4 separate regions of the Homo sapiens genome follow, and regions 2, 3 and 4 are each linked to region 1. A link is an interaction called in ENCODE POLR2A ChIA-PET data of the cell type or tissue named here. Cell type or tissue: MCF 10A. All regions are shown on one strand. Each heading gives the region's core, and the rest is flanking DNA. Links, peaks and the distances in the headings are about the cores only. Region 1 overlaps MYO18A (myosin XVIIIA). Region 2 has its middle 6.0 kb from the start of CRYBA1. Region 3 overlaps CRYBA1 (crystallin beta A1). Region 4 has its middle 28 kb from the start of CRYBA1.

Evidence for each region. ChIA-PET counts read pairs that join two places held together with the same protein. Peaks named below come from ENCODE experiments on the same cell type or tissue, not always from the same donor. Only the 100,000 strongest peaks of a DNase experiment are listed, where the experiment ranks them.
Region 2: POLR2A ChIA-PET joins it to region 1 with 18 read pairs; 11 of 35 experiments call an interaction of 5 or more read pairs at or near these places.
Region 3: POLR2A ChIA-PET joins it to region 1 with 12 read pairs; 11 of 35 experiments call an interaction of 5 or more read pairs at or near these places.
Region 4: POLR2A ChIA-PET joins it to region 1 with 13 read pairs; 15 of 35 experiments call an interaction of 5 or more read pairs at or near these places.

What each region holds. Positions count from the first base shown.
Region 1 is chr17:29,147,868-29,153,920 of GRCh38, reverse strand. All of the region lies in intron 2 of MYO18A (myosin XVIIIA), which reads left to right. The region is part of intron 1 of LOC124903967 (a long non-coding RNA gene); the gene reads right to left. Among named protein-coding and RNA genes, the nearest start is that of MYO18A, 30 kb to the left of the region's middle. RefSeq lists enhancers at 4,026-4,075, 4,096-4,285 and a silencer at 4,666-5,145. In MCF 10A, for the core only: a CTCF peak has its summit at 4,890 (motif pointing left); DNase peaks (open chromatin) are centred at 3,540, 4,340 and 4,930.
Region 2 is chr17:29,237,879-29,243,931 of GRCh38, reverse strand. No RefSeq gene overlaps it. Among named protein-coding and RNA genes, the nearest start is that of CRYBA1, 6.0 kb to the left of the region's middle. In MCF 10A, for the core only: no CTCF peak of the experiment used is centred there; DNase peaks (open chromatin) are centred at 2,751 and 5,261.
Region 3 is chr17:29,252,286-29,258,338 of GRCh38, reverse strand. CRYBA1 (crystallin beta A1) reads right to left here. Exons shown (of 6, transcript NM_005208.5): 5 at 4,557-4,699; 6 at 3,845-4,137. The coding sequence ends at 3,990. It overlaps NUFIP2 (nuclear FMR1 interacting protein 2), which reads left to right. Exons shown (of 4, transcript NM_020772.3): 4 at 1-2,500. Among named protein-coding and RNA genes, the nearest start is that of CRYBA1, 8.5 kb to the right of the region's middle. In MCF 10A, for the core only: no CTCF peak of the experiment used is centred there; DNase peaks (open chromatin) are centred at 368 and 2,888.
Region 4 is chr17:29,216,249-29,222,301 of GRCh38, reverse strand. No RefSeq gene overlaps it. Among named protein-coding and RNA genes, the nearest start is that of CRYBA1, 28 kb to the left of the region's middle. RefSeq lists a silencer at 2,602-2,691. In MCF 10A, for the core only: a CTCF peak has its summit at 2,704 (motif pointing right); a DNase peak (open chromatin) is centred at 2,721.

The sequences.
Region 1 (6,053 bases), core at 653-5,652:
CCCCCTTGTCTTCCTTTGATGACTGATTTTGAGGTCTCTCTTCTGTGCTCTGAAAGAGGGACCCATCTTATAAAGGGTCCTCTACCCTTTGTCCCGCCCATTTTCTTCAAAATCCCAAAACTGCTGCTCTCATTGTTGCTGTAGAAACAGATGCTTGTCAAACATGAAGTTGCTTGGAAGGACTAGTTTTGGCTGCAGGAACTGCTTTCAGCTCATCTGGGGAGGAGAGAGGAGGAAGAGAGGAGGAGAGAGAGAGAGGGCCCTAGGCAAGGACCCACAGGTGAGGAGTTGTGTGTGGTTGCGAAGGTGTTGTTAACACATTGCTAAGTATTGGCTACAGCTTGGCCTCTGGAGCCAGACTGCTTGGGTCTGAATCCTGGCCATGCTGCCTACTGGCTGAGTGACCTTGGGCAAATTATTTAATTCCTCTGTGCCTCATTTTCGTCATCTATGAAATGAGAATAATCATAGTAGTTTTAGTCCAGTGTGGTTGTTCATGCCTGTAACCCCAACACTTTGGAAGGTTGAGGCAGGAGGATCACTTGAGCCCAGGAGTTCAAGACTAGCCTGGGCAACATAGTGAGACAAGCCCAGACAACATGGTGAGACCCCATCTCTATTAAAGATACAAAAATTAGCTGGGCATGGTGGTGTGTGCCTGTAGTCCCAGTTACTCAAGAGGCTGAGGTGAGAGGATTGCTTGAGCCCAGGAGTTTGCTGCAGTGAGCCGTGATTGCACCACTGCAGTCCATCCTGGGTGTCAGAGCAAGACCCTGTCTCAAACAAACAAGCAAACACAAAATAATAGTACTTTCCTTGTAAGGTTGTCTTGAGGATTAAATGAATCAATACATATAAACCACTTAGAGCAGTGCCTCAAAATAGTGCCTAGAGTCAGTGAGCATTGGCCAGGCATGGTGGTTCACACCTGTAATCCCAGTGCTTTGGGAGGCTGAAATGGGAAGATCTCTTGAGGCTAGGAGTTCAAGACCAGCCTGCGAAAGATAGTGCTACTTTGTACAAAAAGTAAAAATATTAGCCCAGTGTGGTGGTGCATGCCTGTCCTAGCTACTTAGGAGGCTGAAGCAGGAGGATCGCTTGAGCCCAGGAGTTTGAGGCTGCAGTGAGCCATGATCACACCACTGCACTCCAACCTGAGTGACAGAATGAGATCCTGTTTAAAAAAAAAAGAAGAAGTGAACATTATCATCATCCTCATTAATCTGTCTCTGGTACGTCAGGAAGCACTGGTGCCTGGTAGCTTGGTACCCGCAGGAATGTCACAGGTGCTGTTCCTGTTAATGGCTCAGCTCTGCTCACGGGGAGTGTTGGAGAACTGCTTTATTCTTGTCCCCACGCTGATGCTTATGCCCAAAGTGCCTTTCAGGTAGAGATGGGGAACAGGCCTAAGCTTACTCAGGGCTGCACAGTAATCTTAGCGAGGGATTGCTTTGGCCTGAGTTTCCAATCTGGTCTGAAGTTTGATTCCAGTTTTTAAAATTGGGCTGCTTTCTCTGTGACTCCCTCCAGTCAGATTCTTAGCTGATGGCAAGACCTCTGGAGTACCAGGTGTCTTTCTACCTATTTGTTTTCCATTTGAACAAACTCACCCTACTTTTTGGTCTTTCTACAATTTATTTTGTTTCTTCACACCTGTCTTGCTCCTGACAGCCCATTTAGATTAGGACTAAGCAGGAATTGAGGCATAAAACAGAAAGACAGTCCTGACCTGCCAGTTCCAGAGTCTGTCCTCTGCTCCTTCCACCACCCATATGAGCATGCCTAGACTCTCCCACTTGTGATTTTTACTGCAGCAAAACCTCTCCAGTGAAGTCTCTGTGACGGAACACAACAGTGGTCAGACCCGCCAATCTGTTCCTTTGCTCTTCTGTGGATGCGGGGCTGGGGGGCTTCTCTGAGCCTCCTCTCCAGCATGTCAGATATGTCCAGAGTCCATTCTCCACCGTGTCCTCCCCTTCCTACTCCTCCTTTGCTTCATCTAGTTGGTGACACAGGGAGGTGTCCAGTTATGGGCCTCACTGCTCCATGGCAGAAATCCTGGCATGCCCTGGATGAGGCTTCATTGGCCTTATTTGCTGTTGAAAGTTCAGGATTCTGTTGGGACTTCTGATTCTATAGGAGTACTAACATCAGATAAGTCCTGCAGCGGGTGGCTTGGGGAAGCCCTCAGGCCACTGCATTCCAGATGTCTTACTCGTGCTTGGCCCAGAGAATGCAGAAACAAGGAACCATTGTGTGATTGTGCAGGCACTGAGGGGCTTTCTCCCAGGCCTGGGACGCCTTGGGGTGGGAGTAGGTTTCCATTCAGTCTTGGCTTCTGCTCCCAGCTGGGTATTAAATTGTGACTACAGTCCCCTCCTCCACCTCTTTTGGAGGCCTAGGGAACAAGGCAAGGCATGTGTGGATAGGAGTCTAAGCAGACTCTGGGGTGAGGAAGGGAGACAACAGCAGGTAGGCGGGGGCATCATCTGAAGGAGGCATTGGTAGAGGGACCAGGACACACTGAAAGGGAACCTCTAGACCAGACCTGCCCAACAGAACAATTTGCAAGGGTAGAAATGGTCTATAATGCTATCCAACTTAGTAGGAACTGAACCTTAAATTTTATTTGATTTTAATTTAATCAGAAGTATCCTCATTGTTTCCATTTAACTGGAATTTTTTCTGAGACGGGGTCTTGCTCTGTCACCCAGGCTAGAGTGCAGTGGCACCATCACAGTTCACTGCAGCGAACTCTTGGGCTTGAGTGATCCTCCCACCTCCCCCTCCCAAGTTGCTGGGACCACACTTGGCTAATTAAAAAAAAATTTTTTTTGTAGAGACGGGGTCTCACTATGTTGCCCAGGCTGGTCTTGTGTTAACAACACCTTTGCAACCACAGCAACTCCTGACCTGTGGGCCCTTGCCTGGGGCCCCCTCTCTCCTCCTTTCTTCCTCCTCTCTCCTCCCCAGATGAGCTGAAAGCAATTCCTGCAGCCAAAACTAGCCCTTCCAACCAACTTCATGTTTGACAAGCATCTGTTTCTACAGCAACAATAAGAGCTACAGTTTTGGGATTTTGAAGAAAATGGGCGGGACAAAGGGTAGAGGATCCTCTATAGGGTCTTTCAAAGGCACAGAAGAGAGACCTCAAAATCAGTCATCAAAGGAAGACAAGCGATCTTGCTGCCTAGACCTCCCAAAATGTTGGGATTATGGGCATGAGCCATAACACCCGGCCAGCTTCAATTTGAATAGCCACTCATGGCTAGTAGCTACCATATTGAACAGTACGGCTCTAAACAGCTCCCAGAAAGAAATAGTTGGGTGTTCTTGAAGGTTTGTTTCCTCCTTCAGAGTCCCCCTGGTAAGGCAGGGGATGGTGGCATTTCCCCTTCCTCTCAAGAAGGAAGAGCTGTCCTCTCTGGCAATTTCTACACCTCAACCACCACCAGCTCTGGAATCCTAATGCCCCAGGGCCAGCAGGTCCCTGGCTGTGTGCCACCACAACTGGGGCAGCGCTTCCTTTCCTCGCCAAGGATGTCTTCTGCCCAGCTTTGTAACACACAGGTACTCACATGCCCCAGTGGATTTGGCCCAGGCTGTTAGCACAGAGGTGGTGGGTTGGTAGGCAAGGTAGAGGCTTTTGCTTCTTCCTGTTTCTATGGACATAGGGTTTGTGCTTTATTTTTTACTTCAGAGGGTTTTAGAAACAGGCCCAATAGGGGCTCCAGAGGTGAACACACAGATTCTCAAATATTTATTGGATGTCCAGTGTTACGAGGAACCTGAGGCTTGTCTAGAAGAACTTCTCTGACTTTGAGAATAAGCACCACAGGCCTCCATCTCTCACACCCAGGAAGACCTTACTGATATTTTATTTAAATTGCTGTGGCTGACCCTTAAGCTGGCTTCCTTTTTTTTCTTCTGTGGAAATGGAGAAGAGTTGTCATTTATATGAAAAAGAGAACAATGCTTCATTATGTTTATTCCCTCCTGTCTACCAGAGGGGGTGGATAGGAGAACATAGTGCATGTGGTACATTTAGGAGACCCAGAAGTGACCCAAGTCCTGATGAGATGTGGGGCAGGGCTGTGGAGGATTTTGGGAAAGGATCCTCAAGGCTGGCTCATGGCTTTGGGCCTTGGGGGAGCTTGGCAAAGCAGAGGCAATTTGGAAGTCCCCGGGGGCCATGAGGAAATCCCCAGCAGCTGAGAGACCTCAGAGAGCAGCAGGCCTGCTGTCGGGCCAGTCAGGTGGTCCCTGCAGTCGGCCGCATATGCCTGCCTAGTCTTTGGGGATTGACTCAGGGTCTTGGCAGAGAGGACAAGCCCAGGCGTCCCTACTTGGGCTCTGTGCCCGAAAAGGTGTGGTGGCACATGGCTCTGAGCAAACTGATGGGTGTGCCAATGCAGGGACTGGGTGGGTGTAGGGGCTGGGGGGAGTGTCAGAGCCCCAAGCCTCGGCGACCACCTCTGGGGCAGTGATCTGTGGCTCGCCGTCCCATACCCACTGACCTTCCTGATTGCTTGTCTCTAGACAAGCCCCTCTCTAGAACAGGCTTTCCTGGCGTCTTTTGACCTTGCATTCATGTATTCATTCATTTATTCCATCAATAAGCATTTACTGAATGCCTACTATATGTAGGAACTGTTTTAGGTTCTGGGGATAGAGCGGTGATAAAAACAAAGTGGGCACCGAGCTCATCCCTGCCTCTTCTTGCCCTACGCGTCCTGGGGACGGCGAGAGGCCATCTTGCCGCCGCAGCCCCCTCGGGCCGGAGCTCCTGGGGGACGCCTCCTGGGGGTGGGGCCTGGAGGCCGGCCTGGCGGAGGTGAAAGCGGCCCCAGCAAAGCGGGAGGGTAGATGAGAAGGGGGCTGCCACCCTCTGCTGGGCGCCAGCGGCGCTGCAGGGCGGAGCTTCCAGGGCTCTAGGCGCATGTGCTGGGCTTGGCCCCACCCCCTTGGCCCCGCCCAGGCTCCGGCTGGCCGGTGGGCCAACCCGGGAAGTGCCGCCCCGGGCCTGGGGCTGACTCGGCCCTCACAGAGCCTGACCCGTGCGTAGGGTGCTGAGTGGCTGGGGTGGCCCTGGGCATGCGCCGTTGGTCACTCCAGGTTTCCTCTCAGCCCTCCTTCTCCTCTCTGAGACCATCCCTAGGCTTCTTAAAGGGAGTCTGCCCTATAACCCTTCAGAATCCACTGGCTATCGGCACTGGTAGAATTTCATAAAAAATCTTGGCACCTCAATACCAATCGCTGTCTCCTAACACTACTGTTTCATACGAGGTGACATTTTGTTACTTACACACACACACACACACACACACACACACACACAAAAGAATAAAGGATAATTCCTCCCAAGAAAGGGAAGGGACTCCTGCGCTGGCATTTTCTTTGAGACAGGTGTAGACTCTAGTACTGGCCCTAGGGCTGGTGCTGAGGACCTCTGAAGTGGTCATCCTGGAAGTGCACCTGCCACCCTAGTGGCTGGGCCCTCCCACTTCAAAAGCAAGTGCTCCAGGCCCTCCTGGCCCTGAGCTCTGAGTGCTTTAAACAGGACTCTCCCCAACTCCCTAAATATAGTTCTATTATTGACACTTTACACACCGCAAATTTGTAATACAAGGATCATATAATTAGTACCCATTTATGGCAACAGTGCTTATAGACTTTTTTTTAGGAGTTTTGATTTACAGGGGAACTAGAGGGACAAATGGGGTCAGAGAAGTATTCTTTTGTTAAGATATATTTTGTTAAGATATATATATCTCATTGTTAAGATATATCTTAACAAAATATATCTTCCCAAGCTTTAAACCTTGGTATCTTTCCTTACTTTTCTCAATCTCCACCCAGACCCGCTTGTGCCCATTTCCCATCCTTCCCCAAATAGTCACCAAGTCCAGCTTATTTTTTCTCTTGAGTCACCCTCTCTTCCCCATCAACTGCCAGAATCCTAGGCAGACCCTTCTTATCTCTCATTTGGCATCACCTTTTACCTTGACTTCCTTTTTTTTTTTTTTTTTTTGTCACCCAGGCTGGAGTGCAGT
Region 2 (6,053 bases), core at 291-5,290, 90 kb before region 1:
CTTTTGGTATCATAGCATGCTCTGGCCACCTGGTGGCTGTGCAAGGGCTTAAAGCACTAGCTGTCTATGGTTGGTGATTCTTCTTTCCTTTCCCTTCTCTTCCTCCTTCCTTTCTTCAGAATTAGGGTCTTTGGGAAACACTCATTTAGTCATTTTTTCAATCATCCACTCTTAGGCTGGCTTAGGCCCTCACAGTGTGTCCTCATGTCATCCTGTGCTTTTCCAATTACACAAGATCACATTGATCATGCTGCAGAAATTGCTTTAGGAACTAGAAGTACTGGTTTCCAAATGTTGGGGGAAACTGAGGCACTTGGGCCTCAGATACAGGACAAGACTTTTCATAGTATATTTTTCTGTAATCTTTAAATTTTGAACATTGGGAACATATTTTCTATTAAGACTAAGTGATTTTAAAAAATAAAACATTGTTTACCTATCTAATTCTTCCACTAGCCTCCATGCTCTATAAGGGCAGGAGCCTCATCTGTCTAGTTCACTGAGGTTTTTTTTTTTTTTGGTTGTTTCTTTCTCTTTTTTTTTTTTATTAAGACAGGGTCTCATTCTGTTGCCCAGGCTGGAGTGCAGTGGCACGATCATGGCTCACTGCAACCTCCACCTTCCGGGCTCAAGCGATCCTCCCAACTCAGCCTCTCAGGTAGCTGAGATGGTAAGTGTGCGCCATCATGCCCAGCTAATTTTTGTATTTGTTTGTAGAGACAGAGTTTTGCCATGTTGCCCAGGCAGGTCTCGAACTCCTGGACTCAAGGGATTCACTGGCCTCAGCTTCTCAAAGTGCTGGGATTACAAGTGTGAGCCACTGCAGCCTGCCTGGGTCATTGTTACGTCTTCGGCTCTAAGCATACCTTCTAGCTCAATAAGTATATTCCGAATGAATGAATGAATGAATGAATGAATGACTGGGTTTTGTGATTCTGGTGGCATAGTCCTTATTGCTAGGAGCACCCAGCTGAGTTTGGCCTTCTCACCCCAGCCACAACTGGCCTGCTTGGGCTTCACACACCCTCAGCATCGTAATATGGGGGCTTTACATCCTACTGAATTGCTAGTACATGGAGATCAACTTAGCTAATTTTTAATTTTTGCAGAGAAGCGAGGCTTTTATGTTTGATTGAAAAGCCCAAACACACATGCACAGAACTATAGTGGTGGTCGGGTGGGAATCAGGGTTATTGTGAGAACAATTTACAAATATCCATCATACATTCCTGGAGTCATAAGTCCTCATCTGGCCTCAATCCACTTTTCTCAATCACCTTAAGTCCTGAAAGATTGAGGATTCTCAGCTCTCCAGTACTGACCACCAAGCCTTCCAAATGTCAACTCAATATAGTTTTTAACAGAGTTCTGGCGGATTCCCCCTCTGACATTGTCTGGCACTGCTGCTTCCCTTGCGGCAGCCCCCAGCCCCATCTCATTCCAGGAAAGTTAAAGCAGAGCCACTCAAGGAGTGGTAATGAAGGGAGCAACCAGCTTGGAATCCCTTCTCCCAGGCTGAGTATGGGTCTCTCCTGTTCATCCTTATTAATAATAACTACAGCTTACTGAGCATTGACTGCAAAACCAGACAGTGTCTTTGTAATCCTTACCACAATGCCGTGAAGTAGATAATAATACCCATTTTACAGATGAGCTAACTGAGGTTCTGAGAGGCCAGGGAAGTTCTGGGCCAGGGAACCTAGCAGGGACTTCAGTATATGTCTATCTGACTGCAAAGCCCATCTTCTTTCTTCCTGGCACAAAATAGGGTGATAATATCTACCTTAACCACTGCTATCAGATGAAGGGAAATAAAGGGATTTAGAGCAATGCTAGGTACTCAGAACTCATCACCACATGGTAATTGCATTACTGACTGTGCCAAGTCAGATACCATCTTTTGCTAAATTCTCATAGAGACAAGTGGGAGCAAGTAGCACAGATTTTAGAAAAAAAATTCAGATAAAAAATGTTTCCTTTGAATTTGGAAAATTCACTCCATTTTTCTTGTTTTCCGATATTTTTCTTTATTAAATTTTAGCAGCGTATTCTGTCAGTCTAGTTTTCTAGAGGGCATGGATCTTTTGGGGACACAGGTTGCAAACTGTGTTCTCAGCCTGCACACCCATTGCACAACTGAATGAGACAACTGGCTGTCCAGCGGGGTGCACTGTTAGATTTAGAGGTGATATCTGACATTAAGAGGACCATGACAGCTCCCCATATGTAACCAGGGCATTTCGAACCTTGGGCTTCTGGACACCAGGGCTACACGCCAAGCAGCATAGATGCTCAGTGGAATTTTGTGGATGGCTTTGACTCCCTGGCCTTGCCTCTAGGCCGGGGGAGAGGGAGTGAGGTCATGGGGCCAGGGAAGCCCTTGGACTCAGCACTTTGTGGTAAGTGCACAATGGAGCTGGCCAGGCGGCTGAGCAGCGCTTTTGTTGTGTGGGAATAAGCAGGATGGGTACAAAGCAAAGGGCCCAGTCAGCGTTCAGCCTGCACCCACCTCCCCCATGAGGGGCTGCTGCTGCAGGATCTTGTTTTTTTGCCCTGTGCCTTTCTACCTCTTCAAACAGGCAGGGGAGCCAGGGCCTGGCTGGGCCTGAAAAGGCAGCAGGGCAGGCACTGGGGGAGAACTTGCCTCCATTTCTTTCTGAACCCTTTCTGAGGTCATCCATTCCTCTGCTTCCAGGCATAAAAGGATGCCAACCTGCTGGGAGAGCTGTTGTCCTAAGGGCCCAGCCTCCACAGCCTGCTTGCTCTGTGTGTAAATGACTCAGAGCATCTCAATTCAACTCAGTCTAAGTGAATTTCTCAATACTGCAGATTTAGTCACTTCCTCTCAACTAGAACCCCTATGAAACAGCTAGAAAAGTAGGTACAAGGATGGGACTTGTCCTATTGTGTGACACTCAGCCCACTCTCTCCACTGTAGCCAAGCAGTCCAACTCTGTATCATTCAGGGTTGCTAGACTGAGCAAGTAAAAATATAGGACACTAAATTAAATGTGAATATCAGGTAAATAATGGCTTTTTTTTTCAGTATCAGTAGATCTCAAACATTTTTTTCTACTCAAAAAATATTTGTTGTTTATCTGAAACTCAGCTTTAATTGGGTATGTATCCTGCGTTTTATCTGCCAACCCTAGTCTCCTCTTGCTTTTGTCTGGAGCATCCCATGATCCGCCTCTGCCAATCTGCTTCTCTTTTGTCCTTTGGAGAAGACAGTGTAAAGAGTCACCACCTGCAGGAAATCTTCCCTGGCTTACCCAGGCTGACCAGCCAACCACAGCATCCTATAACAAAGAGGAGAAAGGAAGAAAACCAATATGTTTTTAAGTCTTTTTCCAAATGTTATCTAGTTTAGTGCTCCCAAATAACCCTGGGAGATATGCCTAACTAGCTCCATTTTCTAATGCAGAAAACACTCAGAGAACTTATGTTATCAACCTGAGGCCACATAAGCTAGGAAGTGGCAGAGCCACATTACAAACTCAATTCTCTTTGTTTCAAAAGTCTGTATTTTTTATCATGTTGCTTATAGGCATCCCTCTTCCTCTTGACTCGTGTGAACAACAGAGTAGCTAGGAAAGCAACTTTATTCTCATCTCCTCGGCCCCTTTATTTATTTCTTTTTCTGGTGGGGCTAGTTTCTCTTCTTTGCCTTAGATGTAAATTTGAATGGTCTCATGGCTTTTCTTGACACTTGTTGGTAATAAAAAGTTAGATGGTTACTTTTATTTTATTTTTATTTTTTTATTATTATTATTTGAGACGGTCTTGCTCTGTCACCCAGGCTGGAGCACAATGGCGTGATCTCAGCTCACTGCAACCTCTGCCTCCTGGGTTCAAGCGATTCTCCTGCCTCAGCCTCCCAAGTAGCTGGGACTACAGGTGTCCGCCACTACGCCTGGCTAATTTTTGTATTTTTAGTAGAGATGGGGTTTCACCATGTTGGCCAGGCTGGTTTCAAACTCCTGACCTCAGGTGATCCGCCCACCTCAGCCTCCCAAAGTGCTGGGATTACAGGTGTGAGCCACCACACCCGGCCTATTTTATTTTATTTTTTTGAGACCGAGCCTCATTCTATCACCCAGGCTGGAGTGCAGTGGTGTGATCTTGGCTCACTGCAACCTCCACCTCCCGGATTTGAGTGATTCTTGTGCCTCAGCCCCCCAGTTAGCTGGGATTACAGGCACCCACCACCACGCCTGGCTAATTTTTGTATTTTTTGGTAGAGATGGGGTTTCGCCATGTTGGCCAGGTTGGTCTCAAATTCCTGGCCTCAGGTGATCTGCCTGCCTTGGCCTCCCAGAGTGCTGGGATTATAGGCCTGAGTCACCTCAACTGGGCCTAGATAGTTACTTTAAATCACAAAAAAGACAATCTCAATTTTAAATGCGTATGTTCAGTGTATGGTGGTAGCAACCAAAACTTCAATCCCCATTCAAAAGTAAGTCATCTATTTGTAATCCCAGACAGGACATGCTTTAGGCAGAAATCCTGGACCCAGGGACCCAGGGAAAGTGAACCCTTTTTTCTTTCTTTCTTTCTTTTTTTTTTTTTTTTTTTTTTTTTGAGACAGAGTCTCGCTCTGTCGCCCAGGCTGGAGTGCAGTGGTGCTAATTTCGGCTCACTGCATCTCCGTCTTCCGGGTTCACGCCATTCTCCTGCCTCAGCCTCCCGAGTAGCTGGGACTACAGGCGCCTGCCACCACGCCTGGCTAATTTTTTGTATTTTTAGTAGAGACGGGGTTTCACCGTGGTCTCAATCTCCTGACTTCGTGATCCATCTGCCTCGGCCTCCCAAAGTGCTGGGATTACAGGCGTGAGCCACCATGCCCAGCATGAACCTTTTTTCTTTCTCCCACTATTTCACTGGTTTCTGACCCTTCCAGGAGTGGAAGGAACAAGAGAGGAAGAGGGCAGAAAATTTCTTACTTGACTGGTCCTGTGGTTAGATGGCTTCACACTACTCTGTATCTGGCAACTCTTCACAGCTGTCAGTTTTGTGGGCACTTAATGGTTCTTGGGAGAGCCCCCACCTGCAATAACTTTGATCTAGGTCTATGCATCTCCACTCTGGCTACCTGTTCCTTCTACAGCTCCTAGGTACCTGGTGGTCACCTCCAGTGTCATTCTGCTAAGGACACATCTGTGCTCCAGGTCTAAGTCGCTACAACCCCATTCCAGCTCCCTCTCAGGCATGACCTCCCTTTCATCCATGGGAAGCACTCACACATGCTTTGCCGTGGCCAATTCTGGCATGTGGGCTTGTTCTTACTCAATCAGCCTCCTTTGCTTGGCCTCATCCCTCAGCAGTTGCCCAGCCTAACTTCTGACCTTTAGATTCTAGTCTGCAGGGGACACATCTTAAGCTTTCAGAGTGGGCCCCTCGTAGCCTTCTCCTTTGCCTTGCAGTGAAGCTCCTTCACCCCTTCCCCTGAAGGGCAGTGGGATTCACAACACAGCTATCTCCCAAAATTTTCTTTCTGCCTCTGTCTCCAATTCTTTTATATTCTTGGTATAAGAAGGAAGGGTAGGCCACACACTATGGCTCATGCCTGTAATCGCAGCACTTTGGAAGGCCGAGGCGGGTGAATCACTTGAGGTCAGGAGTTGGAGACCAGCCTGGCCAACATGGTGAAACCCTGTTTCTACTAAAAATACAAAAATTAGCCAGGGCATGGTGGCACATACCTGTAATCCTAGCTACTGGGAAGGCTGAGGCAGGGGAATGGCTTGATTCTGGGGGTGGAGGTTGCAGTGAGCTGAGATCGCGCCACTGTACTCCAGCCTGGGTGACAGAGTGGACTGTGTATCAAAAAAAAAGAAAAAAAAAAAAAGAAATTTCTGCATAATGGTCTGTTGCACAACTCACTACTTTGGCTTCTAATATCTACCACTTTGGTGACTCAGCTGATTTTTCTTTTTTGTTTTTTTTAGAGACAGGACCTTGCTATCTCACCCAGGCTGAAGTGCAGTGGTGCGATCATGGCTCACTGCAGCCTCGAACTCTTGGACTTAAGTGATCCTCTCACCTCAACCTCC
Region 3 (6,053 bases), core at 317-5,316, 100 kb before region 1:
GGAAAACTTTAGTGAATGCTACTTGACAAGAAGAAAAGTCATTTCTCAAGCACATACCCAAACTTGAAGGTGATTGAACCCAAAATAATGGGTGGGAAACACCAAATGAGGTGGAGGAATGAGAAAGATGTGTGGGCCAAAGCTATCTGGTTATATTTTGATGTTGCCAATATCGCAAAGCCAAAATTTTAATTTGCTTATTTAATATATTTGTTGGCCAGAGATCTATTTTTATATCAATGTGCCTTGCATGTATATTAAAAAAAAAAAATTGGAAACGCCATGTAGTAATGCCTGAGATAGTCGATGGTTCTTACCACCTCACTAATTTTTATGCAGTATGAAATGCTCATTCTATTGCCCAACTGGTGCTCTCTGTTTAAAGTTACAGATCTTGCGAAACTGGAACTATTTTATAAGCTGGGGAAGTGATTTACTTTTTTTGTTGTATCTTTTTTGTTCTTAGTCTGTTAGTGGCTGTCCTGTAGTGGGAAATAGTAAAAGGATTCTTCACTCCCTTCTCCCCTCAGCACCTTCTTCAAGTAAACATTTCTTGTGTGCTTTGAAAAAAGTTTCAGCTTGCTGTCTCTTTTAGTGTTTTAAAGAAGTGTTATACAAAGCATTGTTTGCAAAATATAGGGAGATAATGGAGTCCACTTTAATTTGGAATTCTGTGTGAGCTATGATCCAAGTTATCAGCTCTTTCCAACTTTAAAAATTTTGTTAAAAGCACCTTGCTTAGAAAATTTTAAATATTTATGTCTGCAACAATTGTCTCAAAATAATAAACTGTGCAATTCTTGTCATTAAAAAAAAAAAAGATCTGAATTTTCCCTAATGTGACTTGTTAGTTTCTCTCTGTATTTCCTGCCAGTGTAAATGTGAAAGCTTTGCTTGCATTACGTTTTAGAAATGCATTTTGCACACTCGAATTTTGCCGAAGCTCCGTGAAAAGGTTAGATCTAAGTAGATGAATAAAGCTATGCACATGTTTTGAAAGTTTAATTTGTGTGTCATTACCAAAAGTGACCGATTTGTCCTTACTACTTTGCTGTTGTTAGCTTTACCATCTTTGGAAACTTGGCTCAAAGTTACATAGTTCTGGGCTAGCTCATCAGTGGAACTAGGAGAGAGGAAAACTGGCACCTATTTTAATAAAGTTCAATTTAAACGAGAGCTTGACTTGTATCTATTAAAGAGCTTTTCTTGAAACAGGGCAGTTTTATCAGCTTTACAAATCATTGGATGCTCTTCCTTAGTAATATTTTGGTTTATTTGATCAAATAGAAATGGAAAGTAATTCAAACTGAAAGACCCTTTTTTGTCATATGGAACTTGGTGACGATTTTTTGTCTTAAAGCTGGTTTAAAGGTAGGATAGGCTTTTACCTTTATTGCTTTAGCATAAATTTGGTTTACTGAATTGACTGGCTTGAGATTAGAATTATTCAGTTGTTTGTAAGATCAAAGCACTGGTTGTTTTAAAGATAACGTGTATCTTTTAAAAAATTGCCCAAGCTGATTAGAACAAGTTTAGGAGTTGGGTACATTTGGTTCAAGTGCTGCAATCTGTATGTACTAAATAGCTTTACTTTGTGTATGTGTACTTATAATGTGTAGATGTACTACTACCCAGGTTTTGTCAAATCATCTTTTTTAAAGTTTTTTTTTTTTTAATTGGTTCAGGACCTTTGTAGGAGAGGCTAATATGTTTAAGTAGAAGATATTACTGATAGCATTTTCCCCATGCTCCTACATAAAAAATAAATATTTCCATTTTATAGCTTTTTCAATATACAGAAGAGGGTTACTTCTTCATCAAGTATATTGTTGCCTTTGAGGACACAGCAAAACCCTTCTATATGTATCTTCATTGATAGTGGCAGTTAAAAACTAAGTTATCCAGTTAAGACTTAAAAGGTGACCCATATTAATTGCATGGCCTTAAAAGGCAGAAATGCAGGAGTGTAGCAAGCATCATTTTAGATGGCTATGGTTCCTCTTCCGCATCTGTCAGTAGTTCACTTATGTTCAGTCTTAGAACCTACTGGAGGAGTGAAGTAATTTCTCTGTCTCGTGCAGAGGCACTAAGGAGCTGAGTTACCTCTTAATCTGGGGGAATGGATAATAAGTGGAGTACAGTTATGTTAAAGGATGTTCCCCCCGCTCAAAAAAAAGTTTCAATGTTTGTTTTGCCCAGTCAAAAATATAGGTCTTTTCTACATATAAGAACAGTCACCAGAAATTTTCCCTTTTGCTAAATGCTTAGGTATTTGCTATAGCTGTTTCTGATGTCATGGATTCTGAGGAAGTGTCATTTACGTGATGATCTTCCTTTATTGATGTCTTCATCATGTTCAGTGTTTTAAAAATATAAATTACAAACACTCTACAACCATACCCAGATTTACTTATTTTATCAGAAAAAAAACTTGAGAAATTTGTAGATCAAATTGAGAGACAATAAGTGTACATTGTTGAATAAAAAATTTTAAAGTTTCTGAGGTGTTTGTTATCTTTTGTGTGCTTTAATTTTTTAAAAAGTCTTTACTGACTAATCTTAAATTCAGCTGATAAAAAGTAAAAAGAAAAACAAACCGAAAACTAAGTTTGTGACATTGATAATGATTTTTTTCCAAAGGGTCAAATATGTGAAGAATTTAAGTCTTCAGTATACTATGGTCCTATGATTTTAAAAAAATTTTTTAATCATACAGGTTTTTACAGTGCTTAGAATTAGCTTGCTTATTGAAAAATCCAGAGCTATCCTGCCTTTTTGCAGGACATTAAGCCTTATGCCCTTCCAATTGAAATAAATCAAAATTGAGCTAAGCAGTTGAGCAACTAGAATGTTAAGTTGCCAAGATTCTGGATTTATTCATAACTTTATGTTGAAATATGTGGCAGTACACACTGGAGAAACTTCCTGTTTCTTTAGTACTGATTTGTCACAAGGTGAAAGGAAAATCAATGCCAACTTCAACATTATTAGAAAGAGCAGGAGACGGGAGGAAAGGACATAAAAACATTTACCAAAAGTGTCAGTCGCTATAGAGATTGATAACATTTAGGTCATATGCTTTATTGTTCTTTGAGATAAGGAATAATTGTCCTTGGCCTGGTGAGTGACTTGCAAGGACACAAAAGAGAATGTGGAGTTTTATGGAAGCTTGACTTAAAAAATTCTCATCCAGACAGGCGCAGTGGCTCAACACCTGTAATCCCAGCACTTTGGGAAGCCACAGTGGGTGGATCACTTGAGCCCAAGAATTCGAGACCAGCCTGGGCAACATAGTGAGACCTCATCTCTACAAAAAGTACAAAAATTAGCCAGGCATAGTGGCAGGCACCTGTAGTCCCAACTACTCAGGAGGCTGAGGCAGGATCACTTGAGCCCAGGAGAATGACGCTGCAGTAAGCCAGATCGCACCACTGCACTTCAGCCTGGGTGACAGTGAGACCCTGTCTCAACAACAACAAAAATTCTCATCCACAGGCCGGGCGTGGTGGCTCACGCCGGTAATCCCGCACTTCGGGAGGCCGAGGCGGGCAGATCACCTAAGGTCGGGAGTTCGAGACCAGCCTGACCAACATGGAGAAACCCCGTCTCTACTAAAAATACAAAATTAGCCAGGTGTGGTGGTGCATGCCTGTAATCCCAGCTACTCGGGAGGCTGAGGCAGAGAATCACTTGAACCCGGGAGGCGAAGGTTGTGGTGAACCAAGATAGCGCCATTACACTCCAGCCTGAGCAACAAGAGCAAAATAACTAAAAAAAAAAAAAAAATTCTCATCCACTTAGGTGTGATTTATGTGAAGCATGGTAGTTAATTCAGTCTACAAAGTTTTTTTTTTTTAAATGACGTTTATTGTGGATTTCAGCAGCTAACATTTGAAAGCAATGTCTGTGAGCAGAACATAAAACTTATTCTAGAGTGCTTAGCAAGGTCTCATGCTTGAGGAATTATCGTACTTGGAGCTTTTAATCAGCTACTGTTGGATTCGGCGAATCGATTGGATCTGCGAAGTCTGGGCATGAGAGCCCCACTCTCTCCAATGTTTATAGTCTCCTCCATGATGGTCACATTCCAAGATATACTGATACCCACGATATCCAGGATATTGGTAGCAAACCCAGCTAGGAAATTCAAAGTACATTTCATTATTAAAACTAATTAGGAATCTGGTTAATACCCCAAAACCTGAGCCTCTTTACTCAACACAATGGTATGAGATGCTTTTAGGCTTAGAAAAAATAGCCATCCTAAATGTGTCAGGCACTATTTGTAAGCATAATATGGCTATAGCTAGTTAATTAGCCTTAATCATCAAAACAGGTATAAGTAGTCAACGTAAATTCTTCCATAGAGGCATGTCTGGGGGAGATAAATCTGCAACCTAAAGTGGTAGTTGGTATAAAGAAATTGAGATTCAAAATTATGTAGAACTAGAATGTGACATCTATACCGATACGTATGAAATCTGATTAAAACATAACTATTGATGCAACCTCAGGAGTTACTTTGAAGTATATTCCAACCCTGTTTTTGTACTTACGCCCCACTTTGTATCTTCATGGAGCCGACTTCGTTGTTGAACCAGCCCATGGCTTGCAAGGAGGGGTAGTCGTCAGAGATCTCCCACTGGCGTCCAATAAAGTTTTCCTTCTCAAAGATGGTCATCTTAGACTCCTTATGATTCTGTAATTCAGAAATTGTTTTAAAATGTTTAGTACTAGTGCTATGGCTATCATTCTTCATGTTTTTCAAAATTGAAACACTTTTGGATTATACAAGGAAGCACATGATAATTTAAAAAGATTAAGGCAACAGATTTGTGAGAAAAAAGTTACCCATAATTTTGTTTATTCCAATTTAAATACCATAACATTTTGAATGTACAAATAACTGATATACTATTTTGGAACAATGAAGAGGATTTGACAGTGAGAAAAAGTACTAACAAAATGCAGCCAACCAAGGGATTAATATTCACTAATGTGAAAAAAGATCTCACAGATTATTACAAAAAGTAAGCCCAAATATGTATGTGTGCGCTTGCGTGTGTATGTGTGTTGTTGGATATAACCTGTATGTCCAGTAGGGGACATGAATACTACACAAGCATTAAAAAGACAGAGACTAACCTGTATGAACTTCAAAAATGGACAAAACTGTTTGGTAATAGAAAGTGGTAGGGGAGCAATTGAGTGGAAAGGGACACCAGGGAACTATGATGGAATGTTCTTTATATGGTTAGGGTGTTGGTTACATGGATCTATATATTTTTCAAAAACTCATGAGAATATTCACTTAGGGTCTGTGCATTTTACTGTATGTCAGTTATACCTTAGGGTGGGCAAATGAAATGTTTTTAAAAGTGAGATTGAAATAATTTCCAGACAGGCAACTATTTATTTGGATTAGAACTATTTAGGTTAACTTCTCCACCAGTTGAATTTTGGCAAGACTTTGAACCAAGATGAGATTATTAACCAAAATCACGAGAAACTCTCACATAGACTGAATATTTGGAAAGGTTCTAGCCCAACCTAACTCCTAATACAGGGATCATTTTCAACACACCCCTTAAGGTCATTCTGCTTTCTGCTTGAACTGTTTCCAAAGACCAGAAACATCCCAGCCTGATGCATTATTGAGTAATACTTAAGTGTTCAGAACAAGAAGATTATTATCAATCAGTGTAGATCGATACTGGAAGACTTGCCTATTTCGTCAGTCATTCCCACTTACTGAAAGGTTACTTCAGCATTTTCCTGTTTCTGCAGTAAAAATGTTACACAGATTGAAATTTAACTGGCCAAGGATTTACTTTTTGCTGCAGGGTAAGCACTTTCACTCATTTACTAGTGTTTCACAAGTTTACTGGGCTCTTGAGTATCCACTTATTGCCACTTGTAAGACCCTTAGTTTTAGCTTAAGGGAAGTACCACCTGGTGGAGAAAAATCAAATAGCAGGCTTAGAGAAGAAAGTGATGTTTTCTCTTTTTTTACTTTTGTCTTTTTTCCTGCCACATTCAGCATAACTGATGAT
Region 4 (6,053 bases), core at 519-5,518, 69 kb before region 1:
GGCCTGGGTGTGTTCTGTGATTGGTCATGAGGGACTCACGGAGAGTTTTTAGGTAAACTTTTAATTAAAATCTAACTTTTCATTGAAATCTATGAATCCATACTATAGAAAAGTGCACAAATCATAAGCAATCAGTCTGATTAGTTTTTATAAAGTCCAGACACTTTGTATAACTGCCACACAGATCATGATATAGAACATTATTGGCAATCCCCTCCCTGAAACCCCTTTAGCCCCCCTCTAATCACCACTCTGCACCTAAAGGCAATTAGTATTCCAGTTTCTAATGGCATTTCATTTCAACCATTTGGTACTTTATATAAATGAAATCATACGGTATGGACTCTTCAGTGTCTGGCTTCTTTTGTCATTATATTTGTGAAATTTACTCATGTTACTGCATGTAGTGTTCTAGTCTATGAAAATACCACAATTTAAAAATGTAGCTGGAGCCGGGCGTGGTGGCTCACGCCTGTAATCCCAGCACTTTGAGAGGCCGAGGCAGGCGGATCACTTGAATTCAGGAGTTCAAGACCAGCCTGGCCAACATGGTAAAATCCCGTGTCTACTAAAATATAAAAATTAGCTGGGCAGGGTGGTGTGCGCCTGTAATCCCACCTACTCAGAAGGCTGAGTCAGGAGAATTGCATGAACTTGGGAGGTGGAGGTTGCAGTAAGCCGAGACTGCCATTACACTGCAGCCTGAGCGACAAGAGTGAAACTCTGTCTCAAATAAAATAAAATAAAATAAAATAAAATAAAATAAAATAAAATAAAAATAAAATAAAAAATAAACATCTAGGCCGGGCGCCATATCTCATGCCTGTAATCCCGGCACTTTGGGAGGCCAAGGCGGACCGATTACTTGAGGTCAGGAGTTCAAGACCAGCCTGGCCAACATGGTGAAACTCCGTCTCTACTAAAATACAAAAGTTAGCCAGGCGTAGTGGCGGGCACCTGTAATCCCAGCTACTCAGGAGGCTGAGGCAGGACAATTGCTTGAACCCGGGAGGCGGAGGTTGCAGTGAGCCGAGATTTTGCCTTTGTACTCCAGCCTGGGAAACAAGAGCGAAACTTCATCTCAACAAAACAAACAAACAAACACACACAAAAACTTATTGTAGTGTTGATAGACACTTAGATATTTCCCCACTTGGAGGCTGTTATAAATAGTATTGCTATAAACATGCTTGTTTATGTTTTCTGGGTAACATATGTAAACATTTCTTTTGGGAATATACCTAAGAATAAATTGCTGGGCCATAAATATGTTCAGTTTTAGCAGACACTATCAAACAATTTTTCAAAGTTGTACTAGCTTGCAATCCCACCAACAGTGTGGAATAGTTTAGATGTCTATGCATCACATATTAGAGGATTCAAAACTGGAGGAAATCTTGTCTCTCAACTACAGTGGATCAAGAGTTTTTTCTTTTTTTTAGATGGGGTCTTGGTCTGTCACCCAGGCAGGAGTGGCTCACTGCTGCCTCCAACTACAGGGCTCAAGTGATCCTCCTGCGACAGCTTCCTGTATAGCTGGGACTACCGGTTCATGACACCATGTCTGGCTAATTTTTTTTTTATTTGGAGAGACAGGGGTCTCACTATGTTGTCTGGGCTAGTCTCCAACTCCTGGCCTCAAGTGATTCTCCCACCTTGGCTTCCCAAAGTGCTGGGATTACAGGAGTGAGCTACTGTGCCTGGCCTCAAGAATTATTCGTGTTCCTTTTTTTTTTTTTTTTGAGACGGAGTTTTGCTCTTGTTGCACAGGCTGGAGCGCAGTGGCGCGATCTCGGCTCACCGCAATGTCCACCTCCCGGGTTCAAGCGATTCTCCTGCCTCAGCCTCCCGAGTAGCTGGGATTGTAGGCGCGCACCACCACGCCCGGCTAATTTTTGTATTTTTAGTAGAGACAGGGTCTCGCCATGTTGGCCAGGCTGGTCTTGAACTCCCAACCTCAGTTGATCCACCCGCCTCGGCCTCCCAAAGTGCTGGGATTACAGGCGTGAGCCACCGCGCCCGGCCCATTTGTGTTCCTTTTTAAGGTGAATGAATTAAGGCTGGTGTTAGAACCCTGGTATATATAGTGTATACTTTATGGTATATAACTACAAAGTATTATATTTCAAAATACCTACAACTTTTTTGAACGTTTATCTTGTGCCAGGCACTAAGAGACCATTTCATCACACAAACCTTTGAGACAGGTGTTGTTATTATTCACATAGTTCAGGTGAAGCAGCTGCAGCTTAGAAAGATGAAATAACTGCTCCCGGGTCCCAGAGCCTGAAGTAACAGAGCTGGAACAGCCTGACTACAAAGCCTTGGAGCCCTGCAAATATACATGCTCCTGTGTTTCCTTCCCGAGGGTGGACTCAGCCTTTTTCAAAAAACTCTTTTTCAGCCTCCTAAAGACCTAAGATCAGAGCTATATGTTGCCAGATACGAATACTTAGACCAGGTGAAATTTGTCCAATTGCAGCTTGAAACTGATGCCTTTGTATCCACGGATGAAAATAGGTGAGCAGTCACCTTGAAAAATTCTGTCCCCAGAAGTCTTCTTTCTCTCCAATGTGCTGTGTATTACAATGGCTCAGTGCTGGCCCATAGTGGCACCTCAGTAATACTGGCTGAACGAAATTCTAGAAAAGTTCACAAATTTGTGCGGTTGACGGGACCCTGCTGGCTGTAGCGCCTAGCCTCTAATTTCTGACCACCAGGGGGCATACGTCCGTTTCCAGAGTACCCTTATTCCCAGCAGACTCCGGAAAGCGGGGTCCCTTGAGGACAGGGAGTCCCAAGGAAGGGAGGGATTGTGCCAGAAAACTCTGAATTGAGAAAAAAGGTACATTCGAACTGGGTTTTTTCAGAGAGTGGTCCGATAGCCACCAAACCATAATCACCTAGGGTGCATGGCTAAAATGCAAATTCCAGCTTGTTCACTTCAGGCCGAGAGAATCAGACTTTCTGAGGGTAGGGTATAGAAATCATATGTTAAGGCCTCCAGGCAATTCCCCCCCACGCTCATGGCTCTTTATTTGGACTACCTGTATTCAGTATTGTGTTAACTGTGTGACCTCAGGCAAGTCAATTAACCTAAGACTCAATATTGTCATATTAGGGGAACATAAAAACCTAACTCTCAGGTATGTTGTGAGTAATAAACGAATCAATCCATCTAGAGAGCTTAGAATGAAGCCCGGAAGGAAGCATATTAGCTCTTATACCTCTTAAGATATTATTATTATTATTATTATTATTATTATTATTATTATTATTTGGGACGGAGTCTTGCTCTGTCACCCAGGCTGGAGTGCAGTGGCACGATCTCGGCTCACTGCAAGCTCTGCCTCCCGGGTTCACGCCATTCTCCTGCCTCAGCCTCCCGAGTAGCTGGTACTACAGGCACCTGCCACCATGCCCGGCTAATTTTTTGTATTTTTAGTAGAGACGGGGTTTCACCATGTTAGCCAGGATGGTCTCGATCTCCTGACCTCATGATCTGCCCGCTTCGGCCTCCCAAAGTGCTGGGATTACAAGCGTGAGCCACCGCACCTGGCCTAATTTTTAATTTTTTTTGTAGAGATGGGGGTTCTTGTTATGCTGTCCAGGCTGGTCTTGAACCGCTGGGCTCAAATGATCCTCCTGCCTCAGCCTCCCAAAGTGTTGGGATTACAGGTGTAAGCCACCATGCGTGGCCAGCCTGGGCCTCAGTTTCTGCACATGTAAAATGAGGGAGTGGGACTAATTGGTCTGTGAGATCCCTTCCAGTGCTAATGTTTTATAAAAACTTCACAGGGGCCAGGTGCAGTGGCTCACACCTGTAATCCCCAGCACTTGTAGGAGGCAAAGTTGGGAAGATTGCTTGAGCTCAGGAGTTTGAGACCAACCTGGGCAACACAGCAAGATCCTGTCCCTACAAAAAATGTAAAAAATTAGGTGGGCATGGTGGCGGACATCTGTGGTTCCAGCTACGAGGGAGGCTAAGGCGGGAGGATCGCTTGAGCTTGGGAAGTCGAGGTTGCAGTGAGCCATGATTGCACCACTGCACTCCCACCTGGGCAACAGAGCAAGACCCTGTATCAGAAAACAAACAAATGGCTGAGCATGGTGGCTCATGCCTATAATCCCAGCACTTTTGGGAGGCTGAGGTGGGTGGCTCACTTGAGGTCAGGAGTTCGTGACCAGCCTGGCCAACAAGGTGAAACGCTGTCTCCACTAAAAATACAAAAATTAGCTAGGCGTGGTGGTGCATGCCTGTAATCCCAGCTACTTGGGAGGCTGAGGCACGAGAATTGCTCGAACCCGGGAGGTGGAGGTTGCGGTGAGCTGAGATCAAGCCACTGCACTCCAGGCTGGCCAACAAAGCAAGACTCTATCTTAAACAAACATGCCAACAAACAAAAAACCCAAAACTTCACAGGGTTTGAGGATCCTCCTGAACACACACACACACACAGACACACACACACACCACTTCCCTTCATCTATGTTCCTACAGCCCCTGTGTGGTTCATTCACCTCGAATTACATTGCTAACTCTCTTCCCTGCTTTTTTGAGGGTAGGGTCTGTGTGGTCTTCATCCCAGAGCCTGGCATGGTGCCTACCATATGGTTCCCGTGCAGTAAATATCATTTATACTGGAGAAAGTAGAAATGTAAAGTGTGACACAAAGGGGAGGAATGGGGATAATTTTTATTCCTAGTTGGTCTTTTGGGAAATAGTTGTTGGGAGTAGCTGGAGGGGCCTGGAGACCTAAGGAGGGCATTCTGGTGTATTGGGTGGACAGAGACCTTGGTGCAGGGAATGGGGAAAAAGAAGAGCAGTTTGGAGCAGAGGAGCTTACAGTGTGTTTCACCTCCCAGTTTCCTCCTGCAGTTGACCTGCTTTTTGGTGGTTGTTGTCGTTGTTGTTGTTGTTGTTGTTGTTGTTTGAGAGAAGTGGAAATGGGGTCAGGGCCCAGCCCAGTAGCCTGCAGAGGGTAGGCCTGCAAATATTTCAAATATTTAGCCATAGCATCTGAGAGCTAGAAGGAAACACAGAGGTTTGAGGCAGGCTTCTCATTTTTACAACTAAGTAGAAAAGTACAAGCCAGAAGGCAGTGTCCCTTGCCCATCAAGATGACACATCAGGTAGTAGTGGCGAAGGGAATGTGGGTCTGTCAACTTCCAACCCAGGGCCCTGCCCTGCACCCCGCTTCCTCCAACACTTTGTCTGGACAATGAATGACTTGCATGGGAATGTTTCAGAAAGCGTGGTCATGTCTTCACTAGTCTTTTGTTCCATCCAACCGTCTAGCTGCCTCCTGCATGAGTCCACCTGGATGGCCCCCCAGGCATTTGAAATACAGATAGGCAAAACTGAGCTTGTTACCTTCTCCTGAGTCTTCTGCTCCCCCCTTGTTTCTGCTGTCAGCAAAGAGTGCCACCATTTGTTATTGCATCGTCCAGATTAGAAATCTGGGTGCGCTCCTTGACTCCTACTTCTCCCTCGCCCCCCAATCACTCCCAATGCCTGTCAATCCCACCTCCTGCTCTCTCCATTTCATCCCCGTCTCCAGTACTGAGGCTCCAGTTCAGGGTCTCCTCACATCCAGGCAGGCTCCTCATCAGTCTCATTACACTCAGACTCTAGTCCCCAGCAGCTCAAAGTGTCACCTGCAGGCTGTTTGTAAAATACAAACCTGGTCAAATGTCGATTGAAGTCCTGTGCTTGGTGCTAAATGAATGATGATGAACAAGACAGATGGGGTCCAAGGGTTGACCAGGGGAAGGGTGATATGGACAAGTATATTCTAATTATAATATACCACAGTGAGGGTTGTGGCAGGGGAAGTGCGGAGTGAGATGTGAACCTCGGGGAAGGACAGCTCCTGAAACTGGTGTGTGGTATGAGTTCATGTGAGTAGATGAATACTCCTAACCTAGTGAGATTTCAACATTTACGTCTCTCCTTGTGTCTTGTGGGCCGCGTGCACTGTCATTGAGAGTATGTGTGTATGCATGTGCTTGTCTGTGCATATGTGTGTTTCTGTTGGGATTGCATTTGGCCG